Linked DNA regions of Homo sapiens: region 1 is linked to region 2. The links are chromatin loops, found by intact Hi-C in ENCODE. Cell type or tissue: PC-3. All regions are shown on one strand.

Region 1 (8,000 bases), 110 kb before region 2:
TAAACTCTACAAAAATTTATAGACATGCCACAATAGTAAAGTTTTTTAAGTCCCACTGGTCTGGGCATGCTAACAGGGCCACACAAATTAAAGAAGTTATTTAATCTTGAATCTCAACAGTGAAAAGAACTGTAGTGTTTGAAAAACATCTTAACATTTTGGAGACAGCACACAACACAACTGTTGTTGTGCATAATACTTGCATAATCATTTACTGGATAATTTAAAAGGCTATTAGTCTTGAGTGGGTCCTAGGGCAACACAGGACCTTAGTAGGTTCCAACCGGGTACAAGCATCATTGCTGTCCCATTTTCCCAAATGCCATCAATGGTACATGGTGTTGGAGGTACTGGCAGTAGATGAAGGTGCCATGCAAGTCTCTAGCCAACTACAATAAAAGAGTCACATCACAAATTCCTAGGATTCTGAAGCAAGGCCATGCTCTTCTCCGGAGAAAACTAGTCATCCTTCGAAAAGCAAGTGTTGGCATGCCTTTGGGGCCTAGTGGAGTCTGAGGGTGACCCCACTCCCATGGCAGTTCTCTGCCTGGGACCCTAGGCTCTCCAGGGCATCCTTTAAAATGTAGGTGAAGGCAGTCATACCCTCATAGCTTTCCTGGGCACAATGCACTTTTCACTGGGGCCTACCAGAGTCACACTTGGGCAGCCAAGGAGTGTGGCAACAGAATTTGGGGAGCAGAGCCAGTAATGTGAGGTTGTACTGGGCAGTGGTGCCCCCATTCTGTCCTCCACGCCCTTGTATTATGCATTTGTGATGGGAAGGGTAGCCCCAAATGATCTCCAAAATGCCTTTGGGGCTATTTTCCATTTCTTGCACAGTAGGTCCTGGCTTCTGTTTAGATGGCTGACCATTGTCTTGATGAATAGCACCTGGCTTCCAGTGAGTTGGCTGATCCATACTAATCTCCCTATCAGAAGATTAGCTGGTCACGCCCTTGTTCTCTCATCAACAGGCTTTCTGATTTTTTCCAATATAGATAGTCACAGAATTTTCTAAATTTTTAAGATCTCTTTCTCTTTTGATTAACAGTTTCCAAGTCTCTAAATAATTTTACTCTTTTTGCATTGTAATGTAAGCTTTCAACAGGCCATACCATCAATACTTTGCTTAGAAATTTTCTCAAATATCCAATTTGATTGCTCAAAAGTTCTACCCCACCCAGACACTAGAATACAAACACAATTCAGCCCAATTCCTTGCTACTTTGTAACAAGGATGGCCTTTTCTCCAGTTTCAATAACTTGTTTCTCATTTTGATCTGAGACATTTCAGAATTGCCTTTACTGTCCCTATTTCTACCAGCATTCTGCTCATGAACACTTGGGTATTTTCTAAGAAGATAGGGACTTTTTCTACCTCTCTCCTCTTCTTCTTCTGAGCCCTGACCAGAATTGTCCTTTACAGTCCATTCACATCAATGTAGCCATTTTCTAGCATACACCTTAAACCTCTTCTCGCCTCCACCCATTTTACCCAGTTCCACCACCACTACCACATTGTTAGGTATTTGTTACAGCAGTGCCCCTGTTTCTCAGTACCAATTTCTGTCTTAGTCCATTTGGGCTGCTATAGCAAACTGCCATACTCTTGGTTCCTGAAGTTAGCATATTTCTCAACTAAATCTTTACCTTTATAAGCATCATCTTACAAACATTTTCTTGTTGGTGTTTGGTGCAGTGGACCATCTGCACCACTTACAAACCCAGTAATCTACAGACATGACACTGTAAAGAGAGGAAATTCATTACATAAGCTTTGCTTTCTCAGAAAATGAAAATCCTTTGGTTTGTCAGAAAAGACAGACACAGCATGGGCAGAAACCAAGATGTATAGAAACATCCCATCATTAAGTTAATTTTCCCAAAATATTAGCTTGTATTTAATGTTACAGAGGCACATTTTCAGTAAAATCATGTTCAATAATTGTATCCACTCAACAGGTATTTAATGAGTGCATGTTCTGTACCAGGCTCATGAAGTTTGTTTTTAAATGATTTATTTGTCTTGCCTGTTTTCATAAGCTATTTGAGGTGACTTTCTCAAGATGGTTTTTCTAGCCATACAATTTGTCATGATTTTATAGAATGTACACAACTAACTAAGTCTATTGGTGGCTCTATTTCTTTCAAAGGGCTTTGCTCTCCAGGGATGTAGTATATGTTGATTGTTTTGGTTAACAAGTTAAGAAAATAATCTTGCTCTCAAATAAACCAATATTTGTTGAGGTTCTTAGTTTTATATTATACACTGAAAATAAGTATTCCTTTATACACTGTGAAAATAAACAACAAAAATAAAAGATGTTGTCCTACTCCTGTTGTAACTTCTTGCTAAGGAAGACACAAATAAACAGAGAACAAATTCCTGCCCATGGGGACATTATATTCTCAGGCAACAAGACAGCTGTGGAAAACAACTAAAAAACAATGTGAATCCTTTAGAGCAACACTTTTCAGATTTTAAAGTTTATAGAGACACCTTGGGATCTTGCTAAAATGCAGATTCAAGTTCAGTAGAGTTTCAGATTGGATGCTGAGCTTCTGTATTTGCAACAAGTTTCCAGGTGATACTGGATGCTGCTGGTCTCTGCACCCCATTTTGAATAGCAAGAAGACCACAAGGTCTGAACTAGACTCTGGCACCAGCCAGTTGAGCTAGTCACTTTCTCTCCCTAGATTTAGTCTATTATATGCAGAAGAGTTTAAGGAAATAAACAAGTCTGTGATGTTTCTTGCAACTCTACCACTTTGATCCTCCATGAGTTTATATTGGTGCACAGGCAGTTCCTGATTTATGATAGTTTAACTTACTACTTTTTAACTTACGGGTGGTATTGGGATATAACCCTATTATAAGTTGAGGAGCTCCTTACAACTTACAATGGGGTTACGATTTCTACTAAATGTATTATTGCTTTCACACTATCCTAAAGTCAAAAAAATAATAAATTGAATCATTGTTAAGTCAGGGACCATCTGCTGTGTTGTCTGCTTTAAATGCATTTTCAAGTTATAGTATAAGGAGCTTATCAGGATGTAATCCTATCATAAGTTGAGAATCATCTATAGTTTTTCCCTTTTCTCTCTTAACACTTATTTCCTCATTCAAAATTTAGACCAATCCTGATTGAAATCTGTGATAGGAAAAAATGCAGATGAGAAAGTGAGCTATTCTGTTTCCTAAATCAGTGGCTCTCCTCCTTACACAATTTATCCAATAATTTAAGTAATTATTAGATTATTGCATAAAATTCTTCCTTTTCAAATAATTCCTGTATTTTACATAAATTGTCTTTTAAGTTTTCTGCTTTAATATTCCATTCCTCTACTCCATTCAGCTCTTTACCATCAGAATGTAAGTTTGAATGTTTTTATCTGCCATGAAGTTCTCTAATGTCTTATTCTTGTTTTTTAAAGGAAATATCCTCCCACAAAGTGCCTAAAAATCTGCATTTTTAAACTGAAAGGAAAACATTTTAAATTTAATATTTTACTAGAAATAATTGCTCACATCATATATCTTATGTTAAGAATGACTGGCGATGGAGGCAGGAACATTTAAGATTCTCACGAAGATTTTCCCTTCAATGTCCCCTACTGTAGTGCTTCCCCTCAGGCCCTATCTGACTGCCATTGCAGTGAGCAACTGTGGATTGAGAATATATTGAGCCACACACTGAGGATATATTAAGCACATATTGAGAATTACTGAGCGAAAGAAAGCATGGTCAGACAAACTTTGAAACAAAGGAGGAGTTGCCAATTTCTGAACAGAGTTAAGTTATCATTATGAAATTGCATTTCCCATTTGTTTAGACAAATAAAACAGCTGGGTTGGACATCTTAAGGTTGCCTAATGAGAAAATAAGGGCTTTTTGTAAAGAATTGATATTTCTAAAGTATTAAAAGACCTGCTGCTTAAGACTTTTAGAGTTTTTTTCTGCAAAAGGCTATACATAGAGGTTTTATTATCTCCAAGAGCCACACTTCCATTGATACCAGAAAATGAGTGTTCTTTGAATTTTCTACCAGCAAAATCAATGTACTTTTCTTTCTCAGAATCTGTGTAGAAAGTAGCACTCTTTAAAATAAAAAAAATACTGTCTACATAAAGAAGTATAAATAAATAATATTGGAAGCTGTTTATGGGAAATACCAAGTGGCTATCAGTTAATATACCTAATTTAGGGAATTCATCCCTCTCTTGGGTCTGGTCTTTAACATTGTAAAATCAGACACATAAATATCAATACTCAAGGTAGATTTGCCTTTCTAGAGCACAGTTCCATTTTCAAAGCTTACAGGTACACAGGAATATAATTAGGAAAGTAAAAGAAAGAAAGGAAGATGAAGAGAGAAAGAAAGAGGGAGGAAAGAAGGAAGGAAGGAAGGAGGGAGGGAAGGAGGGAAGGAAGGAGGGAGGGAAGGAGGGAAGGAAGGAGGGAAGGAAGGAAGGAACTTGCTTAGGAATAATTAATACACTTTCTCCCTCAAAAAAAAACCATCTGGAAAATATCTCATGACTAGAAAGTTACTCAGTAAGCAGGGAATCAGAACAAGGGTAATTAAAAAATTATTTAAATATTTACTATCTTGTGCTTTGATATTTTGATGGATAAATCCATCATCATAGTATTAGGGAGGGACCAACAAGGGCAACAAAAACCACTCAGTGTTTGAACAGACGTAATTTAATCCATGATTACACAGCTAGTGGAAAGACTGACTAACCAGCAGGCAATGTTAGCAATAGTAGGAAGTTATAACCTTCCCTAGGCTAGAGACAGACAAAAGGAAAAGGCCAGATTATAGAACCTGATGAGTCAGCCAGCCATGAGTGCAACTATAGTGAGTCTATCCAGTGGGAGCTAGAGCCATGGAGGAGCAATCACTTCCTGAGATATGATCCAAGGAGGAAAGGGAAGGGAAAAATACACTGATTTCTCTCTTATTCTCACCTTCCAATCTCCTGACAATGCATGTCATCTACTGAACCCACCCACAAATCAGCTCTTGAATTGATTTTCAAGCCATTTTTTTCTTTACTCTTTGGAAGTTATTCACTGCCTATTCTTTTGGCAATTTCTCTAGAAATTTTAATATGCAAACTTATCAAAATCTAAAATTAATTAATATCTTCATATTTTCCCCAAACAATGTGATTATGTTCACCCTTCTTACTTTTTATGTAATTTTAGATATTTTAAATCCCATATAACATTGTCATTATTTTATACATTATTATTTATTACATTATCATTATTATTTTACTATTTATGTAGTAATAATTGTCATAACATACACACTATATTCCCAGTACTTTACTAAGTACTTTACTGTTTCATATCATTCTTATGATTACCCATGAGAGAGGTGACTTTATTATCACCACTGTACAAATGAGAAAACAAAGGCATATTGAGGTTTATTAATTTGCCCATGGTCATACCAACTAAATGATAGTCATATTTTCAATTCAGGTTGTTGGCTTCAGAGTCCAATCCCCTAATCACTCTGTAGAGTTTCTGCCTATGAATGTTTTCTTACATTTTCCCCACATATTTGCAAATTTCAAGCTTTAGCATCTAACATCTCAGCCCATCTATCTAAAAGCATTTTTTCCACCTAAATACCTTACTGTAGATTTGCTGGTGACAACCTTAGGTTTTGGTTGTATGAAGTGGTCTATATATTTCCTTCATTTTTGAGAAAGATTATTTTTGTTGGCTGTACTATTCTAGGTTGACAAGTATCTCCGTTCAGCATATTGAAGATATTATACCATGTATAAGTTTTCATTATTTTCATAAGGATGTCAGCTGTCATTCTAATTATGGCTCCTTTGTCAGAATTTCTCTTTGGCTGCTCTAAATGTCTGGCCTTTGTCTTTGATAGATTGTAATCTGACTATCACATGTTGTTGGATTCATTTTTTATTTTTATTTAAAAATCAAGTCTTTTTGAATCTGCATTTGGTGTCTTTCAAGTTCTTGAAAGTTCTCAGCCATTATACCTTTAGCTAATACCTCTGTCCTAGTCTCTCTCTCCTCCCCATCCAAAATATTAAGACTTAACTCTCCCATAGCTTTAAGATTTGTATCACACTTTCCATTTCTTTTATTACTTTGAAATGAATTTTGGATATTTTCTCCAGTTTTTAGTTTGGATTAATAAAATTCTAAACTTCAAGTTTTTTTTTTTTAATTTTAGGATTTCTTTTGATTCTTCTCCCAATCTTCTTGTGCCTTATGATTATTTAAACTTTTTTTTCTACTTTTATAAAATGTTTATAATTCCCATTAATGAGGACTTTGCAGGCCAGGTTTTGCTGTTTGTTATTTCTTCCAGTGTTGCTTATGGTGCTTTGTTTCTTTATATGTTTCTGTGATTTTATTTTCCTATGAGGTGCTCACTTTGCCTTGACATTTTACATGTTGAAAACTTTGAGGTCTGGAGTGTTTTTTCTCCAGAACAGATTTAGTTTGCTTCTGCTAGGACAGTCCAGAAACAGTAAGTAAAATTTACAGTTTTAGTTTGTGTGTGTGTCTCAGATAGTGTGACTTCAGCCTGGCATCTGTGAAGATAGGCGTATTTTTACATGTTTTCAAGGGGATATATTTTCCCTTCCCAACAGGAAAACTATGACATTGCAGGCCTTTTCCTTGAAGTTCTTTGTGGTTAATTGGGGTTATTTCTAGTTCCCCCTTATTCTCAGATTATGGCTTTTTTGGAATCCAGTAATTAGTAGGGTAGGAAGACTGTTATGACTTCTACGCATAAAACTTTGCAAAGTATATGAAAACTAGTGTTTAGATTCACTTGGTTTAGAAAAAAATTCATTTCACAGACTTACCATGTACCCACTGTTACCTAAGCTGTAACCTTAGTATTTTTTACTTTCTTGCCAACATATGGATAAACTAAGAAGATATATTTCATACTTAAAACAGAAAATTTTGTTGTTTAACTAGGATGATTAGTCTACCAATATATTCCACCAAATAGACGAAAAAGGATAAGAATCATATTCTCCTCAGGTGATATCAGTTGCATTATACCCAAAGGAGCTGTGAGCCCATCTGTGCCTCAAAAAAAGTATCCATTTCTATTTATTTTATAATTCACTCATCATGAATTGACTTTTAGAGTTTCTCAAATAATTGCCATTTTCCTTTATTTTCAATTTTTTGGGAGAACTTTTTATTTCTCCATTTTTTTTTTCATTTCCCGATTTGCTCATCTTCAAGAAACTCAGCCACAAACTACCTATTCTCAAAACAATTAGACAAAATCTATATGCAAAAACATATCTTAGAGTCATATTTTTAACAGACAGATAATTTGACTTCTTATTTTCCTGTTTGGATGCTTTTTATTTCTTTCTCTTGACTGATTGTTCTGCCTTAGACTTACAGTACTTTGTGGAATAGGAGCAGTGAGAGTGGGCATCCTTGTGCCATTCCTGTTCTTAAGGAGAATGCTTCCAGCTTTTTCCCATTCACTGTGATGTTGGCTGTAAGTCTGTGATACATGGGTCTCACTATTTTGAGACATGTTCCTTTGATGCCTAGTTTGTTGAAGGTTTTTATCATGAAGAGATGTTGGGTTTTATGAAAAGATTTTTTTTGTGTCTAGTGAGGTGATCGTATGTTTTTTGTTTTGAATTCTGTTTAGGTGGTGAATCACATTTATTGATTTGCATATGTTGAAACAATCTTGCATCCCAGGAATGAAGCCTACTTGATCATGGCGAATTAACTTTTTGATGTGCCGCTGAATTCAGTTTGCTAATATTTTGTTGAGGATTTTTGCATCCAGTTCCTCAGGGATGTTGGCCTGTTGTTTTCTTTTTTTTGTTGTGCCTTTGCAAGATTTTGGTATCAGGGTTACGTTGGCTTCAGAGAATGAGTTAGGGAGGAGTTCCTCTGTGATTTTTTAAAATAGTTTCAGTAGGACTGGTACCAGTTCTTCTTTGTACA
Region 2 (8,000 bases):
TATATTGCATCCAAGAGTGGAAAAGAGGATAAACTTATGAGGCTTGGAGTAAGAAAATCAAATCTGTCCCACTGAGTTCTATGAGTCAGAACTCATTCTTTAAACCATTTCTTTAAGGTTAATTTCTTTGGAAATAGAGAAAGAAAGAAGAAAGAAAAGAAAGAAAGAGAGAGAGAGAGAAAGACAGAAAGAAAGGAAGGAAGGAGAAAGAAAGAGAAAGAAAGGAAGGAAAGGAGGGAGGGAGGAAGGGGAAAGAAAGAGGAAAGGAAGAAAGAAAGGGAAAGGAAAGGAAAAGAAAGAAGAAAGAAAGAAAATTAATAAAAATTAATTCATGTGGGATAATTAATGTTTTCTTAATAAAACTGAGGAATCACTTAGCAAATGCAGAAAGAGAGAGAGAAAGAAAGGGAGGGAGGGAGGGAAAGAAGAAAGAAAGAAGGAAGGAAGAAAGAGAAAAAGAAAGAAAAGAAAGAAAGAAAATGTATGTGGCACAGAAATATAAAATAATCTGCTTATTCTTTCACACAGGATAAATGGCAATGTTGACAAACATATTCTCACTAAGACATAGGGTAGAATCCTTTGCTGAAAATTGTCTTGGTAGGAGCAGGTACAGATATCCAGGATGAACTGGGTACAAGGAGAGCCAACAGTTACTGTGGTGAAACTTTCCAACATGATGATTTTACGGGGAGCCTCACTGTACCTTAAATTTTCCTAACTTAAAAAACCCTCTCTGCACATATTGGCTTTTTATGGAATTTATTTATAAATTTATAAACTCCATAGTTAATGGAGTAAATATAAATAAGTAGTTGGTAGCATAAGCCCAAATAATTTCAAAATTTGTATAAACTCATTGATTTATTTTAAAATACAAATTTTGTATTACAAGTAATTTTTAATAAAACAAATATAATATGAAGAAAAACCATACTCAACCAACAAACAAGCTAAGTGTTTTCTTTGAAATAGTAAAAATTAATTCATGTAGGATAATTAATGTTTTCTTAATAAAACTGAGGAATCACTTAGCAAATGCAGGATTTTAAAGGCCATTCACAGAGTTGAGACATTTCCTCACCCGACAGCTCTTTTTGGTTGCACCCCGGTTGTTTTTGCAGTTTAGCTCTATTCTCTGAGTCTGTCAGTCAAAGCGAATATGAAAGATGTTCTGGTTTGTTTTACATGTAAAAAGAGAAAAGCCAGGGGACTGACTGGATCCTATTCCATTCATCATTAATCAGATAAGGGATCTGTCTACACAGAACAAGAATTTGGGGTAATCATAGTAAAACTAATCTTTTTTCACAAATTGCAGAAAATTATACTTTCTCTTAGAACAAGGATCCAAAAATTTCTTACTTCAGGGAATTGAACTAAATGAAATAATTTGTTTTCATTAGGGCATCTTTCATCATGAATACTACTCAGATATGAAAGCAGAAATCTTAATACCCTCTTGCACACAAAGGTCCTGAAGCACATGGGAGTTAAACTTTCTAAAAGTCTTTATTAGGTAGACTTCACAAATGAGAATTACAATTAGTGGGATCAGAAAGCAAGAAATAGAAACTATTGGTCTTACAAAATTGAAACATCTTAAATCTCAAGTGAGTAGATTTGATATAGGAGGCTCCTGTCATTGACAGCGTCTTTGCTTAAGTAACTCCAAAATGTTAGTGTCCTGGAACCCATTATCTCTGTGGGCTTCTATAGTAGTAATGGGCTTATAATAAGGGCTTTTGACAGTTAACCTGGGGTAGATCTTGAATGTTTATTGGTGTAAACTAAATGAAAGAGGTACAAATCTAAACAATTTAATATAAAATGTAAGGAAATAAATCTCCCTTTTAAATAGCATTTGTGATTTTTATCTGATTACCTGTTTAATATCAATCTCCATTATTTTAATATCCAATTTTTTTATATCCAAGTTTTCAGCACAGATTCTATAATCTAGAAAGTACAAAAACCATTTTTGAAAAATGGAAAATGAGTACAACTCGATCTTGTCTTGTTGTACTCAATTCTCCCTGAGTTTTATCTTGAGACAATGCCTAAACATTGTGGCATCACATAATAATGATAAAAGCTTTGACTGAGAACCTATGAGTCAGATATTGAGTAGGACTCTCCATTCACTATCTTACTTAGTCTTCCAACAGCCCCATTAGAACATTATTATCATTGCCAAATAAATGAATCAATTTAAGAAGCCAAAGTATGGAGAAGCCAAAAGACTTCTCCAGCTCACACATGACAGTGTAGCGTAGCCCATACTCAAACCTAGACCAGGATTTTATTGAATCTCACTCTTGCTTTCCTAGAGAGCAGCCTTTCTAGCATCAGAAGAAAGCTTATGTTTGATGTGTGAGGACCAATTTTGCTACCAGTCATGCAAGAGTATTCAGAGTGGGCAAACCGGACATTCAGTCTTAGAAATTCATTGACTTCACACACAAATTAATTAAATTATTTCATTATAAAACAGTTTTCATTTGTTTTAAATATTATAAATTCTCATAAATTATGATAGTTTAAAGGAGACTTTGGCATCTGGAACACATAGCCCAAAATTATAAATTCCTATTAAAGGTAGAGATTTGAGTTATCTTATTATAATCTGTACCTGAAGTAGTCTGTGAAATATAAGAGTATTATTATTGTTATTGTTAACATATTGTAATTAAATAATAATGATTACAAAAAGCCATCATAATTATTATTTTATATATGAGAGCATGTATTATACACTAGAGCAGACACAATTACAAATTTCATTTTAGCTAAAGTATACATAAGTGTATTAAAGTATATATAAGTGTATAGCCATTTTCATGAAACAATAGTTTCTGCTTCTAGTTAAGATGTGTTTAAAGAATGACTACGAAATGGGAATTGGAGAGCAAATTTGTTTATTCAGATACTATGTATAGACCCTAGGTTGTAGGGAATGTCAGATTGATTTCCATATCACATGACTAACCAAGTCTAAATAACTAACACACAGCTAAAAAAAACTAAGCCTCCTACTTCAAATCCCCATTATATCCTAAACATCATGCTGCACTTGCAAATGGTGGGCATATTGGCTTGAGTACCATGGTATGGTTAAGGCTTACAAGGAGCTCTGTCTCCACAACATCAGAGAGGTAGCTCTGAGCACCGCAGAGGGTGATGCTGCAGTGGCTGGCCCTTCCTGCGATGTCCTGGCCTGGTCCCAAGACACAGAAGCAGGTCTGAACATCATCAGAACCACTCCTCTTGACGACAATTCAAGGGAAGTAATTTCCCCCTGAGTGGAAATAACAATAACTGCTGTTCTATTTACTCAAGGTTCTGCTGGTGAAATTGCTATCTTGGCCTCTTCCAGGTCAGAAGACTGTTAACTGTCTCTGAATCACGAAATTCTTTTTTAAAACCTCCATTCCATTCTTCAAATGTAGACACATTTTAGTTTTTGCTAAACATTATAAATCCATTTATAGCAATTGTGGTATTGTGGTTTTGAGGAGAGAGACACTCAACCTGGAAGAACAGTTATTCCAAGTGCATGACTGACTTGTTAACAGACTTAGCGTTCTAGTGTCATAAATGTACATGATTTCAGTAAGGTTAAGCCTTTCCTAAATGCTCTTTTAATGGCTTAGCACAGAAAACATTGACCTAAAGAGTCAGAGCTTATGCACTTCCTTCATTATGGGTGTTTAGGGTGACTTTTTAAATGGGGGTAACAATATATTTATATAATATTACTGAGCAAATAAACTCATTTCCTGGGAATGTGTGCATCTCGCAAGTTCCTGCCACTGAGCCCACACAGGGCACAACTCATAATGAATTTATCTACATTAAAGAAAGGATAAAGATCGGGAAAAATTTGTTCTCCGTTTACATACACGCTTAATAGAATCTACGGCTGCCTCTTGAAATACACATTTTAATACCGAAGGAGCATCCCACAAAACATCTACAGGAACATGAAACCTATGTTAGGAAGCAAAATTTGGCTGGACATGCTAAAGTGCCTAAATGTAGGGCTATGTGCAGACAGAAGAAAAACAACAATATATTATTGCTCTCTCAGCCCAAACAGAATATGCTCTACCTTATTTTCATGTTGATTTTGGCATGAACCGCAATATTCCCAAGTCATTTTGAAAGACAGTAATAGGAGAATTTGTGTTGACATTAGACCAGATAAAAAGTAAGGATAAAAAGCAGTAGCCAGAACTAATGTTTACTCTTGGCTATCGAAGCTTTGCTAATCTCAGCTAGCAACAGGCAATTCGCCTCGGAAACACATACTCTCTCTTAGTAAGTGGCAGAAGCTGGACAAATCTAGGGAAAGCAATAGGACACGTGAAGTGTTAACACAACTCCACACCGCGACATTTTAAGGAAGAGTGCAAATAAGTCCTATTGGGCAGTTCCTTCTTCAGCTTCTGGGATACCTGCAGTGTAGAATCTGCCCAGCCTTTGGAACAAGCTTTGGGAAGTAAAACACTTTTAAGGAATGTTTTTCCGGCTGGGCACGGTGGCTCACTCCTGTAATCTCAGCACTTTGGGAGGCCGAGGTGGGTGGATCACCTGAGGTCAGAAGTTCGAGACCAGCCTTGCCAACATGGTGAAAAACTGTCTCTACTAAAAATACAAAAAATTAGCAAGGTGTGGTGGCGGGAGCCTGCAATCCCAGCTACTGGGGAGGCTGAGGCAGGAGAATCGCTTGAACCTGAGAGGCGGAAGTTGCACTGAGTCGAGGTTGCACCATTGCACTCCAGCCTGGGCAACAAGAGTGAAACTCCATCTCGAGAAAAAAAAAAAAAAGAATGTTTTCCAAGGGAATCAACAAATGTGGCTTTAAGAGTAGAATTTTCTCCAAGCTGAGACTATGCTGTCTAAATTAGTTTCTTTGGTTGCTATTCAGAGATCTAAATTCAGGAGCCTAATGACATCTAGATTTTTCTTAGTAATTCAGAAGCCCTAAAGATAATATCAAGAATAAATAGGCATAATCACACATAGCTATGTCTACAACATCCCAGTCTAAATATATCAATGTATTGTACTGACAGTACCTAAAGGAAACTGCCAATTGCCTCCAAAACTCACCCAGACAGACATTGTTTCAAGTGACCTGGCTTTATGAGGATGTGGTCGGCTGAATAGCAGTATAATTGCACTGAGGTAATCATGGCCGATCCAAGAAACATTGCTATTCCCAGTGAAATTTCCATTGTCTGTCAATGTATGTGAAAAATAGAAACAATTATAGCAAGTTTTCTTAAAACTATATTTGTTCAATGTAATAAACAATTTTTAAATTTGAGATTATGCTATTCTATTTCTTGTATTAAAAAATCCTCTTCTTTAAAAAAAGATGGTTTGAAAAAGTTTTTATTGGTTTGCATTTTACATCTTTATTTGGCAAAATAATGATGTCTTATTTGACAATCTTGTGTCAGTTCTATTTTTATCTTTATAGTTTATTGGTTGATAAAATTTAAAAGCTCAGAAACTATTTCAAATGGTAGCTCTAATGACAAAAATTTGGCCTTTCACACTTTCCAAATTAAGCACAGGAAACAGTTTACAGAGCAGAAGAATGAACCTTTGTAAACTAGAGAGTTGCATACATATGTGTAAGAAAGTTTTGAAAAGTAAGCACTGTGCACATTAAAATAGTGAGATGACATTTTCCTTGTAAAAAAAAATTGGTAAAATTAAAAAGGAATAATAACACTGGTGCCAAAGTGGGTGAGAGGAACAGGGAGAGGAATAGGGATTCTCACACACCACAGATGGCAATAAAAACTGGAATGAGCGTACCAAACTTCTGTTTGTTATTGGTTATCAAGACATGTAATTCTGCAGTAGCTCCATAGATGTCTATAGGTAGGAACTGATTTCAAATAATTGTTATGGATATATCCAGTGACTGAGCTACTAAGAAGTTCTACTCAGAACTGTTCATATTATTAAAAAGATCAGAAAATATCCCAGTGTACTGCAACAGAGACCTACTTTAAAAAGTATGGTGTCCCTAAAATGGAATATTACACAGCATTAATATAATACAAAAATGTGTAATAATTTTGAAAAACTCTTACAATGTATTGTTAAATTTAAAAAATCATCATCAAAGCATTGAGTATAGTATGATCTATGAATAGATACGAAGAGAGAGAGGGAGATAGAAAGAGAGAGAGAGAAAGCTGAAAGTATATATTGCAAGATTGACAGCCAGGAGGTTAGACTAAAGCTTTTTTTTTTCCTACTTTTTTGTTGAGGAGTGCTATGGGTTGAATTGTGTCCCCAAAACAGATATGTTGAAGTCATAATCCCAAATATCTCAGAATGTGAGCTTATTTGGAAATAGGGTCATTAAGATGACATCATATTAGTGTAGGGAGGGCCCTTAGTCCAATATGACTGTTGTCCTTATTAAAAAAAAAAAGATGCGAAGACAGAAATATAAAGAAAAAAACCATGTGACAACAGAGGCATAGATTGGAGTGACACAGTTGCAAGCCGAGGGACGTCAAGGAACAATGGTCACCAACAGAAGTTAAGGAGAAGCATGGAAGGGTTTCAGAGGAAGCATGGCTGCTGGCTGCTTGATTTTGGACTCCAGCCTCCAACACTGAGAGAATAAATTGGTGTTGTTTTAAGCCACTCAGTTGGTGGTACTTTGTCACAGATGCCCTAGGAAACTAATGCAATGGCTTGCACATTTAGAAAAAACACAAAGGCACTATTTGATGAATTAGTGAAAAGGAGGGACCCATGTGACTACCACTGGAAGCCTCCCTTGTGACTCCTCCAAGCCCCCACATCTTCTTGCTTTCCCAAAGGTAATGACAATTACGGCTCCTTAGTTGTGTTTGTTAAAAAAACAGAAGAATTTCTTGACTTGAATCATATAGTATACACCTTTGTGTATGGCTTCTTTCACCCAATGTTATGCATCCATTTATTTCTGATGGATATTTAGGGCATTTGCAGTCTAGTGTTATTTTAAATAATTCTGAGTGTGAGTGGCTCTATGCCTTCTGAGGAGCTTAATCGGAAATGGCCAGCAGAGCCTGGCCTGGCCCTGGTAGGAAAACAAAAAAGGAAAGAAGAAGGTGCTGGCAGAGTTTTTGGATGCTTTCACAGAGGAAACCTTGACAACATAGGTGGCTGAGGCTCGGAGCTGCAGGACATCATTCAATCATGGTAACCAGGAGCTGCAAGGGAGGGGCCTCCATGCAGGGGTCTGGCGGCCTCTGAATATGTCCTGGGACTCCAGTCGAGCCCTTGGCAGCGGAGCTTCCAGAAAAGAGGCTTTTGGAGGGCCACCTCCGACCTTCCTACCTCAGCAGCTGCTCCCTTTCATTCCAAAGTCAGTTTGAGTTTAGAAACCGAAGAAGAGGAAGAAATGTAGGCTGGAGAGTTTCGGGAAGTAGAGGACCAGCAAGTTGATAGTTGAATTCTGGAATCAGAGATTGCTGAGTTAGATTCCACCACACTGTTTGTGCGTTGTTGGGCTGTGGATCTGTTTTAAACATCAGTTCCTTCTTAAGTTTAGGTTGGTGCAAAAGTTATTGCAGTTTTTGCCATTAATGACAGAAACCGCAATAACTTTTGCACCAACCTAATAAAATGGGATAGTTAATAGTATTTACCTTGGAAAGATGCTGTGTGGGATTAATAAGCTAATGCTAATAGGCATCAACAGATATTTCCCTAAGTAAGGACCAATAAATCTTAGGATTAAAAAAAAATTATATCAGAAACTTTCTTGTGCATATCTTTGGGTGCACATATGGATGCATTTCTATTGGTTATTCAATTGGGAATTGAATTAAACAGAATTCTCTGTTCTTATCCATTGTTTTATTTATCCCTGCACCAACACAACATATGCTAAATACTGTAGTTTAAATATTAGTCTGTGTATCTTGTAGAACAACGCTCTGTTTCTCAACAGTGACTCAGCAGTTTTTTGCCATTTC

Evidence for each region. Peaks named below come from ENCODE experiments on the same cell type or tissue, not always from the same donor. Only the 100,000 strongest peaks of a DNase experiment are listed, where the experiment ranks them.
Region 1: a loop joins it to region 2, with 6 times the contacts of the local background. A loop is called at or near these places in 2 of 110 quality-filtered maps.

The regions. Positions count from the first base shown.
Region 1 is chr4:176,985,222-176,993,221 of GRCh38, reverse strand. No RefSeq gene overlaps it. Among named protein-coding and RNA genes, the nearest start is that of LINC02509, 110 kb to the right of the region's middle. In PC-3, no CTCF peak of the experiment used is centred here; a DNase peak (open chromatin) is centred at 4,791; H3K27ac peaks cover 2,530 bases.
Region 2 is chr4:176,879,544-176,887,543 of GRCh38, reverse strand. It overlaps LINC02509 (long intergenic non-protein coding RNA 2509), which reads right to left. Exons shown (of 2, transcript NR_149104.1): 2 at 6,944-7,477. Among named protein-coding and RNA genes, the nearest start is that of LINC02509, 7.8 kb to the right of the region's middle. In PC-3, no CTCF peak of the experiment used is centred here; DNase peaks (open chromatin) are centred at 3,323 and 3,683; H3K4me3 peaks cover 1,695 bases; H3K27ac peaks cover 4,692 bases.